Linked DNA regions of Mus musculus: region 2 is linked to region 1. Evidence: chromatin contacts called from ENCODE Hi-C or POLR2A ChIA-PET data. All regions are on one chromosome and are shown on one strand. Each heading gives the region's core, a stretch centred on a gene start or an enhancer-like site at or near the end of the contact. The rest is flanking DNA. Distances are from core to core; before and after follow the strand shown. Region 1 holds the start of Cox7a2l (cytochrome c oxidase subunit 7A2 like). Region 2 holds the start of Mta3 (metastasis associated 3).

Region 1 (5,219 bases), core at 102-2,601:
GTCTCTCTCTCTCTCTCTTTTTATGATCTCTCCAGCAGCAAAGAGCCTACTAGCAGCCATGTCTGTTAAGCACCACATTCATAAAACCTCAGCAGCTACCAGACACAACACAGCACTAGACACTGAACACCTAAACACTCTTGAGACTTTTCCTCCTCAACCTCCCATACGACCCTTCTTGGCCTCCTCTCTCCTGAAAGCACATCTACTCTTGTAATGAAATCATACTTAAACACTGTCCCTTAAGATGGAGTGTCCCATAGGGGTAGAAAAGAGGCAGTAATGACAATCTCTTTTACAGCCCATACAGGTCACTTACTATTCAAGGTTTTTCAGCTTCGTGTCCCACCAAGGCTTCTCGAACTATGCTGAGCAGTGATTCAGTTCAGGAGAATATATAGCATTTATCCAGCACCAACCATCTGCCAGAAAATCTGCTCACTCGACACATCACATTTAACCCAAGTTAATGCTGCCCCGAATTAGAAGGGGCAGTCAAGGTCACTAGATTAAGGCTGCTAAATTCAGTACTAACCCAGTATTAAGTGGAACTCTAAAATACCACATTTTCACAACACTGAGATTGGAGATGGGAACGCCATTGATAGGATCTAACTGGAACCTGGATAATGTCAGATTGCCCAGTAGTCAACGGTCACCGTCTGCCACTTTAAAACTAGCAAAAGCATAAACCTCGTTGGGTGTCACTTCCGATGCTTTCCCCAGTATGTATGTATGTATGTATGTATACACATATATATATTCCCATGCCTTATGAGCGAGCTTCTCAAATCCGCCCTCCCAGTCTTCCATTTGGTAGCTGGGTAAAGCTGCTTTCTGGGCTGTGACAGGGCCAGTAACAAGAGGAAGTCACAAAGGCCACCTCAACCAGAGAGAGCAGAAACCCAAACACAGTTATGTCACCTTCTGCAATCCTTCACAGATTCTACGGGAAATCCACCTTAAACAAGCAACCACCCCAGGGGTCACCTTGACCCCCGCAAGGTATCAGACCTGAGTTCAGTGCCATGCAAACCTCGCCTAGGGTGCAGCACACACCCAGAAACCTCGGCGACCGCTCCAAGCCTGCGTGGTTAAGGACACCAGGGGACACCAGCAAGCCGGACCGGTCGGCCGGCAGAAACCCTTCACGGCTCGAACCTCGCAACTGCCTGCCTCGGGCTGCTGTTCTCCGGCCCAAGGCGACGCGGCAAAAGTGTACCTGCGGGGTGTAGGCTTCCGAAGCCCAAGCTCCAGCCAACTTCTGCGTGAAACTGCTAAACTTGTAGTACATGTTGGCGGAGGCCCGCTTCGCACCGCCGCTGCCTGTGCGACCGCCCTAGAAAAGGACCCGGCTTCCCCTTAGGCCCGCCCAAAGCTCAGCGCAAGGACCTTAATCCAAAATGCGGACTGTCTAGAGAACGCCTGACTTAAAACATAGCCTCCTACGCAACGTCGGGGGGAAAAAACCGCGCTTTCTCAAGACCTAGAAACGAAAACAAACTCTAAAAGACATGGAAAGAGGCTGTGTTCAGGCTTCCCGAAAACTCAGGCTTCTCTGTACCACTCACTTGGATGTGGGCAGTGCCAAGGCGCCTTGACAGGTGCGCAAGCGTCCTGTGGACAAAGAGGGCGGCTGAGAGCGACACAGTCGGTCAGAGCGAGTTCTGGGCGGGGCCTAGAGCGGGGGCGGGCCCAGGACGTGGGTGGGGTCTCGTCAGGCCCAGGTCCCGCCCCATTTCAGGGTTATTAGTATCTGTTGAGGGGTCTTAATGTACCAAGGGTTGTTAGGAATTTCACCTCAGTTATGACAAGAACAGCTCTTTGGAGCCGTGAGTGCATCGCCTGTAAGCAAAATCCTGTCTCAATGCCGGGAAAAGTGACAGGAAAGGAAAGAGAGTGGGAGAGAAGGAGATAGGAGAGAGAAGAGGAAAGGGGAGAAAAGAGAAGAGAGATCAAGGAGGGAGATGGTGAGAGGAAGAAAGGAAAGAAGGGGTAGAGGGGAAGAGGAAAAAGAGGTGAGGGAGAGAGAGGAAAGAGGGAAGAAAAGAGGGAAGGAGGAGAGAAAAGAAAGAGGAAGGGGAGAGAGGGAAGAAAGGAAAGAGAGGGAAGGGAGAAAAGAGGGAAGAAGAGGGAAGGAAAGAGGGGAGAAGGAAAGAGAGAGAGGGGAGAAGAAGAGGGAAGAATCTATAGGCTTTGTGTAGACGTAAACTTAAAGCACCTGTGTGTGCATCTTGCGCTTTTGAGAGTGAGATTTTGTCAGCATTCATTTGGTTGCTCATCTCTTCCTAGGCCCTGTTCTTTGAGATAAACGTATGCAGGGGAGGTGACTGGGAACACTTGTGAAATCTCTACCTTCTGCTTGAATGATGCGCAGTTACAGCTTCCTGGTTATGGTTATACTCTGCCGCACCATGCAGTGTGACTTAAGCTTCCACTCTGAGTCGAATACTGCATAAACAGAGTGTGCCGGCTTCCTAACCTCCAGGAACAAGTTTTTAGTCCTATCATTTAACCAGAGGTTTTTGCACACACATTATAGATTTATGCATACTATATTTTAAATGTAAGTTGGTAATGAATAGCTGATGATGCCAAGCTTAACATAGTATTTTCTCTAAATGCATTGAACCCCCACAACCCGAGAATTGGTACTATGACCATCTCTATTTTACAGCACAGAAGAACGGAGCGACTTGCTGAGGACAGCAATTAGTGGCAGAGTCAGGCACCAGGCTCAAGAGTACAGATAAATAGATATAAATCCAGGGCTGGAGAGAGAGCTCAGCGGTTTTAAGAGCACTGACTGCTCTTCCAAAGGTCCTGAGTTCAAATCCCAGCAGCCACATGGTGGCTCACAACCGTCCAGAATGGGATTGACACCCTCTTCTGGAGGATCTGAAGACAGATACAGTGTACTTACATATAATAAGTAAATAAATCTTTAAAGAATAAGAAGAAAAGACTCAAGGCTGAGCACTCTAGAGCAAGGGTGTGAATTAGCATCCTGCCTTTGTCTTCAGCACCTCAAATACCCTGAACAGCAAAGATTCCAGCAGCTTCTAATGATGAGTAATCCAACCTTACTGTCCACCCAGGCTTAGTTGCTGCAACCAACACCATGACCAAAAAGCAAATTGAGGAGGAAAGGGTTTATGCAGCCTACACTTCCACATTGCCGTTCATCACCAAAGGAAGTCAAGACAGGGAGTCAAGTAGGGCAGGAACCTGGAGGCCAAAGCTGATGCAGAGGCCATGAAGGGGCAGATCTTACAGGCTTGCTTTCTCTGGCCTGCTCAGCCTGCTTTCTTATAGAACACAAGACCAACAGCCCAGGGATGGCACCACCCATAATGGGCTGGGTCTTCCCACATCAATCACTAGTTAAGAAAATGCCCTACAGCCAGAGTTTATGAAGGCATTTTCTCAATTGAGGTTCCCTCCTTTCAGATAACACTAGTTTGTGTGTCAAGTTGACATAAGTCTAGCCAGGGTGATACCTTTACAAAGGCATGGTATGATGTAACACAAAGAAAAGAAATTTAAAAAAATCACAATTTCTGTTTGAGTTCTAGTTTCTCTGCAGCTGAATGATTTAAGCCTGATGATGGCCCTTTGTGAAACCTCATTCCCTCTTCAATGGAGGGGTAGCCATCGTTACCCCGTCTCCTTTACTCACGATCAGAGACTCAACCATTCAGGAGACTATAAAGCTTATGTAAAGTTCATGACCTAAGCTGCTTTGTCCTTTCGGGTCTCAACAGAACTTGGCTATAGACAAGAAGATCAATTAACTTGTGTGACAGTGTGTCTATGCTTGGGCTAGAGAGGGGCACTATTAGGAGGTGTGGCCTTGTTGGAGTAGGTGTGTCACTGTGGATGTGGGCTTTAAGACCCTCATCCTAGTTGCCTGAAAGTGAGTTTTCCACTAGCAGTCTTCAGATGAAGACGTAGAACTCTAAGCTCCTCCTGCACCATGCCTGCCTGGATGCTGCCATGCCCCCACCTTGATGATAATGGACTAAACCTCTGAACCTGTAAGCCAGACCCAATTAAATATTGTCCTTATAAGAGTTGCCTTGATTATGGTATCTGTTTACAGAAGTAAAACCCTAACTAAGACAGCATGGTTACTTAGATCTCAGTTATTCTAAGTCAGTGGTTCTCAACCTCCCTAATGCTGTGACCCTTTAGTACAGTTCCTCGTGCTGTGGTGACCCCCAACCACAAAATTAATTTCATTGCTACTTCATAACTGTAATTTTGCTACTGTTATGAATTGAAATGTAAATACCTGATATGCAGGGTATCTGATATGCGACCTCCCCCCCAGGCAACCCACAGGTCCACAGGTTGAGAACCAAGAAGAAGAGGAGGAGAAGGGAGAGGAAGAGGAGGAGAAGGAGGAGGGGAGGGGGAGGGGAAAAGGAGGAGGAGGAAGAGGAGGGAGAGGAGGAGGCAGCAACAACTTGCTAACATATACTGGTTGTAAGGAAAGGTTTTTCCTAGGTTTATACGGAATAAGAAAAGTGAACGGCTTAGGACAGCTCCCATCTTCATCCTGTCTTCCAGGCATATTTTGGAAGAGGTAGGAGAGAGTGCTGCCCAGTGTCTAGCGGCATCCAGGTGTGGCAGCTACTTGAAGTATAAAGGTGCCTGTCAACACTGCTTATTTTCTTAAAATCCCTGCCTTCTGATTTTAGATCCTGCAAGACATAAATTAAGAATCCTGAAAATGTTACACCAGCCGGGCTGTTCAGTGGGAGATAAAATGTCAGTAGCAGAGTGTGGGTTGGGATGTCACATGGAGTGGCTGATCACAGAGAGATTTTTGTCTCATTTCCCAAATAAGATGCAGCAGCCTCTGACAGCACTGAGGCACACTCTCCTCACCCGCACCGCGCATCCCACCCAGCACCAGACAGCTTCTTTTTTTTTTTTTTTAAATCATGATACCTTCAGGTTGTTCTCCAGATGGACTTCTAAAGGGAAGTGACCAGAGCCCAGGGTATAAAAGCTTGCCAAATGCTGAGTGATATGACCAAGTGCAGATGCCAACTGGTGGACCAGAAGAAATGCTGCTGCTTTTGAGGGCTGTGTGCTAACGGCCTCTGGAAGGCTGCTCTCTGAGAGCATGTAGGCCGTGGATGGAAGCCAATATAAAGTTTAAACTGAGTTATGCTCAACATAGATAGGATCTGCCTTGTGAAATAATTCTT
Region 2 (5,197 bases), core at 579-3,078, 190 kb after region 1:
CCCCAGTAAAAGAGTTATGATAAATGATAAATAACAGCTATACTGTCAGCATACCAGAGCTCTTTTGTTTTCTTCCCTGGGCCAGAAGGGCTGAGGACTCACAGTTTGCAAGCTACCAGCGAATCTGAGGCTTTCCAGAGTACAAAAGAATCGACAGACACCTGCTATTCTCAATATTGGATGCTAGAGGAGCTTCAACCAAAATGCAGTCTTCTTTTCCCGGGACAACTCCTACTTTGGCACAGCCCTTTAAATCAGCATCACCAGGCACTCCAACCCACAATACTAGGCCAATGTTTATTGTGCAACAAGGCCTGGGTGTAGTTTGGAATGCCTTGGCTTTCCTAAAAGAAGTTATGTGTTCATTGGGGAGAGTCAGTCAGGAAGATCTCGCTCTGTATCCCAAGCTGGCCACAAACTGGAGCGCCTCCAGCCTTTGCCTATGGAATACTAGGGTTACAGGTGTTTAGTACTATGAGGACCATCTATATTCAAAACCTCATAGAGGGTGTGAGGAACGTGAAAAGGGATCTATAGCTACTCAGCATGGGAAAACTAGCCACTTAAGAGCTTTCTGATGGGACAAGTGATCCTACACCTGTAATATAACCCAGCACTCAGGAGGCTGAGGCAGGAGGCTACAAGAGCCAGCCTGAACTGAGACCCGTATTAAAACAAGTAATGTTGGTGAGGTAGCTCAGTATAGCCAGGCCTGACTATCTGAGTTCAATCTCTACTCCTATGATAGACCTATACATATATATCTCATAGCATTCATGCCCTCACATGATAGATAGATAAATAGATGCATGGATGGATAGATAAGTAAATAAGTGTATTAAGAATTTAAAAACAAACCAACAAACATGAAAAGTTAGTTCTATAGTTAAATGACTAGCCTGTGCAAAGACCTGGCTTCAATCCCCATTAATGCAAAAAAAAAAAAAAACCAAAAAACCAAAAACGGGGATTGGGGCGAGGACGTGCTTTTTGACATAAAACTAGTTAGCTGACCAGCAACCCCAAGCTGTTAGACACGACCTCCTCCTTTTGATGGGGGGAAAACTGCGGATTGTGGAAACCCTGTTCTTCTACCGGCAAAGGAAGCCCTCTTGTGCTGAAGGCCTCCCCTGGTCAAAGCACACGCTGTACACAAAGCCTGTTTAGAGGCAGGGCTAGAGGATGTGTGTGTGTGTGTGTGTGTGTGGGGGGGGGGGTCGGTTTTGTTCAGCCCAGTTTTGGCACAGCCACGACTGACCTGCCAGTGTGGTCGGGGTGAGAAAGTCAGCTTCCAGTTCTTTTCATAGCTGGGTCTCAGACTTGAGCAAGCTGCAAGTACGTAGGGTCTTCTTGGCCCCAGGGCCTGTAGGCTCTAAAGCCACCAAACGTCCTCTCACCACGAGGGAGGGACGCAAACAAGCATCTGTCGCTTGCATTGGCTGCATCGGAGAGTTGTACCCAGAAGGGCGTTCGTGTGCTTGAGGTCACACATAGAGGGGTGTCCCTGGGGAACAGAAGCAGGAAAGGAGAACCTGTCCCAAGGTGGACAGGTGACGCGGGCGAGAGAGACGCTCGGAGTGGCTGAACCTCTGTCCCCACCCTGGTTCTTCCACAGCCCCTGACCCTGGTGTGCTACCCCGAGGCTAGTGCGGGTGGCCCCTGGGGTCTTCGGCCCCCCGCAGCCCGCCGCCCCGTTCCCGCCGTGCTCCGGCCTCCCGGGCCCGCTCGGCGTCGCTCTGCCGGCGCTGGGGGCGGGCACAGCCCCCTCCCTCGGTGTCCCCTCCCCGTCCCTCCCCCTCCCCCGTGGCGAGGCGGCGGCGGCGGCGGCAGCGGCGGCGGTCGAGGCTGAGGCGGCGGCGGCGGGCGGGGCTCGGCTCGGGCTCCGCGGGCGGGCGGGCGGACATGGCGGCCAACATGTACCGGGTCGGAGGTAGGAAGGCTCGGCCCTTCCCGGCCCGTCGGGGAGCGGGCGGTGGGAGCGGGGGTCCGGGCAGCGCACGCTTACTGCCAGCAGCCCGGGAGCCCGGGGCTGAGGGCGCCGCGGGCGGGGCGCAGGGGGATCCCCACCCCCACTCCCCTCCCCCACCGCTCCTGCCCGGCGTCTCGGGGCCAGGCCTCTTCTGGGGACACGCATCGGACACCCCCTTTACGAACGCCCCAAAGGGACAGAGCCCCTGCAAGCCCCCTAGCTGAGTGGTCTTTCCCTCGCGTGGCTTTTGGGCACGAGGGAGGGGGGCTTGAGCACCCCTCACCCCAAACCCCGGCTTCTGCCTCGGTGTTAGCGTGGGCTGGGGACGATGGTGGCCCAGGTGGGGGGCAGAGCTCGACAGGCCTGTTTGCAGAGCCCGGGCCCTGCACCGTCGCTGCTTCACCCCCCATTCCCTTCGGTTTCCCGTTCAGTCCCCCTGAGAGTGGGGCTGTGTGTGGGGCCAGGGAGCCGCAGCCCCAGGTAGGGAGTAGAGCTCAGCCTGGACGTTGGCTCTGCTGTCTGTCTTTCCAGCCTTCTGCAGAAGAGAGAGAAATAAGGTCAAACAAACTTTCCCTGCTCACGACGCCCTCCCTCCCTCCTTCCTGGTAAAATAATAATTCAGATAAGTGGCGTGTTTGTGAGTGAGACTTGCTCTTCCGTCTTTGCTCATTAGCCGAGCTCCTGATGGATGATGGTGGGGGAATGGCCTGGCTAAATGAGGCCACTTAGCAGCAGAGGGCTGGGAGAGAGCCGCCTAGGTAGACCGTGACTGTGCAGTCTAGTCTCTCAGGTAAACACATAGTGGGAAGTTTCCAGCCACTCTGTAGAGGAAAAATCCTGTACCTTTGGTTGAAAACTTGCCATGGTTTCTTTATAAGAAGGGTCTAAATGGAGTTGAATCAAATATAAAAAAAGGGGGGAAAAAAAACAACCCAACACCCAGCCCCTATTCCTCACCATCCCAGGTAGAGCAAGGAAAAGTTTGATACCTGCTTGCCCTTACACATTCTGCCTGCCGATTTTTTTTTTTAAGTTGATGTTTGAAATGAATTTGGGCTGTTAAGCCTTTCTTTTTCTCCTGATTTGTCTCAGGTCAACACTTTTATGTAAGAATCGTTGTTGAGGGCTGGTTGGATTGGAGGGATGAGGCGCTAGTGGGAGGCTGCGTTGATGAGCTCTGATACATAGTGATGAAGGGGTTTGCCTATCATGTTGTGGTGGGGTTGTTTGGTTGTTTGAGGCAAGGTGTCTACTTAGGCCTAGATGCCCTAGGATTCAGTCCTAGACCAGGCTGGCCTCACAGAGATCTGCTTGCCTCTGCTCCATAGGTGCTGGGATTTAAGACCTGTGCTTTTTGTTGTTGTTTGAGGCAAAGTCTTGCTATGTAGCACGAGGCTGGCCTCTGCTTTGTGATTCTCCTGCCTTTGTGTCCCACTCCCCCCAATTACAGCAAGCCATGCTTTTTTTTGTTTTTTTTTTTAAATTAAATAATTAATTCAAGGGTGACCACTGTGGCACATGCCAGTAAATTCAGCCTGTAAGTGTTGGGCCAGGAGGCTTAGGAGTTGAAGGCCAGTCTCAATTACTTCACCAGTTCTTGCCAGCCCGGACTGCTATTTTCAAAAAGAAAATGAAATGTAAGCAGGATGTGGTACGTGGTACATACCACTAATCTCCACTTGAGTGTGTGAGGCTGGGGGATGTTGAGTTAGTTCTAGATGAGCTTGGGCTACTTCGTCAGGGGTGGGAATTCTAGGACGGTGATAAACTTGGAACCGCTTACAGAGGCTGCCTTACAGTGGCTTGCCTACTTCCTAACGCATAGGGAATTGTAGCCCAAGAGATGGTGGCTCACCTTTAATCCCAGCTCTCCAGTCCTGGGCAGAGGCAGGCAGGTCTCTGCTGTGAGTTTGAGGCCAGTCTGGTGAACAAGGCAAGCTCTCTGAGACATGCCGAGCTATCTCATGTGACCCTGTCTAAAACAAAACGGAAAATAAACAAAAACAAGAAAAGGGCTCTGAGCTGTCAAATGTGAGCTCTTGGTTGAAAAGACCTGTGCGTTTTTTGTTTGCAGACTACGTTTATTTTGAGAATTCCTCCAGCAACCCGTACCTCATCAGACGGATAGAGGAGCTCAACAAGGTGAGTGAGCAGTGTGGCATCACCTGGCCAACACCGAAGCGCTTCCCCTTTAAGGGTTACTGGGTAAAGGGCCCGAGAGGTGATTTTTACTTTCAGTTCCAGGCTAATTACAGAGTTCTGCAGGCATCTGAATATTTGTTGGCTTCTTATAAAGATTTTTGACCCATGTTACGTTTGTTTCTTCAGATTGCTTTGAACCTTGAAGATCAGGCCAGTTGTGTGTAACTTGACTTCTGTTCATATTTAAGACTGTAGGCATGTTTCATATTTAAACATTAGGCATGTTTGTTTGAGCTAGGCTTACAATGACTTCCAAAAAAATCTCAATCCTCCTGCCTCAGTTTCCCAAGCGCTGTTTCACATCTGCTAGTGAATGAGTATATTCCTCCTCGAGCTTTAGAAGGAAGAATCTAATTTGGGCGTGGTGGTTCATGCCTAGAGTCAGGGGCATGGCAGCCCAGTGTCAGCCAGTCTCAGCCTCCACCCCTCCCCACAACACACAAAATTGTAAAATGAGTCGGCGGCGTGACAGGCACCTGATACCTAGTTTGAGTTTGTCCTGCGTTGTATCACTGAGACTGTCTTAAAAAAACAAAATGAGAGGCTGAGGAGATGACTTGCAAGCATGAGGACTTGAGTTCAATTCCCAGAATCTGAAAGAAAAACCGGTTTAGTGGCTCAGGCTGATAATCCTGCCCTGGGGCTTCCGCACCAGCCAACCAGGCTCTCCTACTTGGAGAGTTCCAAGCTAGCAAGAGAGACAGAACTCAAAAATGAAAGGAAAAGAAAATGAGCTGGCCAGAGCACACACCTTTCTTTAATTCTGGCACTAGGTAGGCAAAGGCAGAGACAGGTGGGTTTCTGAGTTCAAGGCCAGCCTGGTCTACAAGAGATCCAGGACAGCAGGGCTACACAGAGAAACCCTGTCTCAAAAAAATCCAAACCGAACAGGCAAACAAATGAACCAAAGTACTTGATGAATAGTAATGTTATATATTAGCATAAACCTTAGACAGTTTAGAGACTCATTAGTTCAACAATTGTTTACTTAATGCCTTTAACTATGTGCCAACCACTTATCCTAAA

What was found. A loop is a pair of places that touch in the nucleus more often than their neighbours do. ChIA-PET counts read pairs that join two places held with the same protein, here RNA polymerase II (POLR2A).
Region 2: a loop to region 1 is called in a map of heart, with 2.2 times the contacts of the local background. The contact joins the promoter of Mta3 here to the promoter of Cox7a2l in region 1. A Hi-C loop is called at or near these places in 1 of 37 maps with a recorded cell type or tissue (heart). POLR2A ChIA-PET finds 5 or more read pairs at or near these places in 2 of 5 experiments (Patski and embryonic stem cell).

What each region holds. Positions count from the first base shown.
Region 1 is chr17:83,512,982-83,518,200 of GRCm38, forward strand. Cox7a2l (cytochrome c oxidase subunit 7A2 like) reads right to left here and starts at 1,352. Exons shown (of 3, transcript NM_009187.3): 1 at 1,223-1,352. The coding sequence starts at 1,294.
Region 2 is chr17:83,704,356-83,709,552 of GRCm38, forward strand. It overlaps Mta3 (metastasis associated 3), which reads left to right and starts at 1,829. Exons shown (of 17, transcript NM_001379391.1): 1 at 1,829-1,930; 2 at 4,044-4,111. The coding sequence starts at 1,903.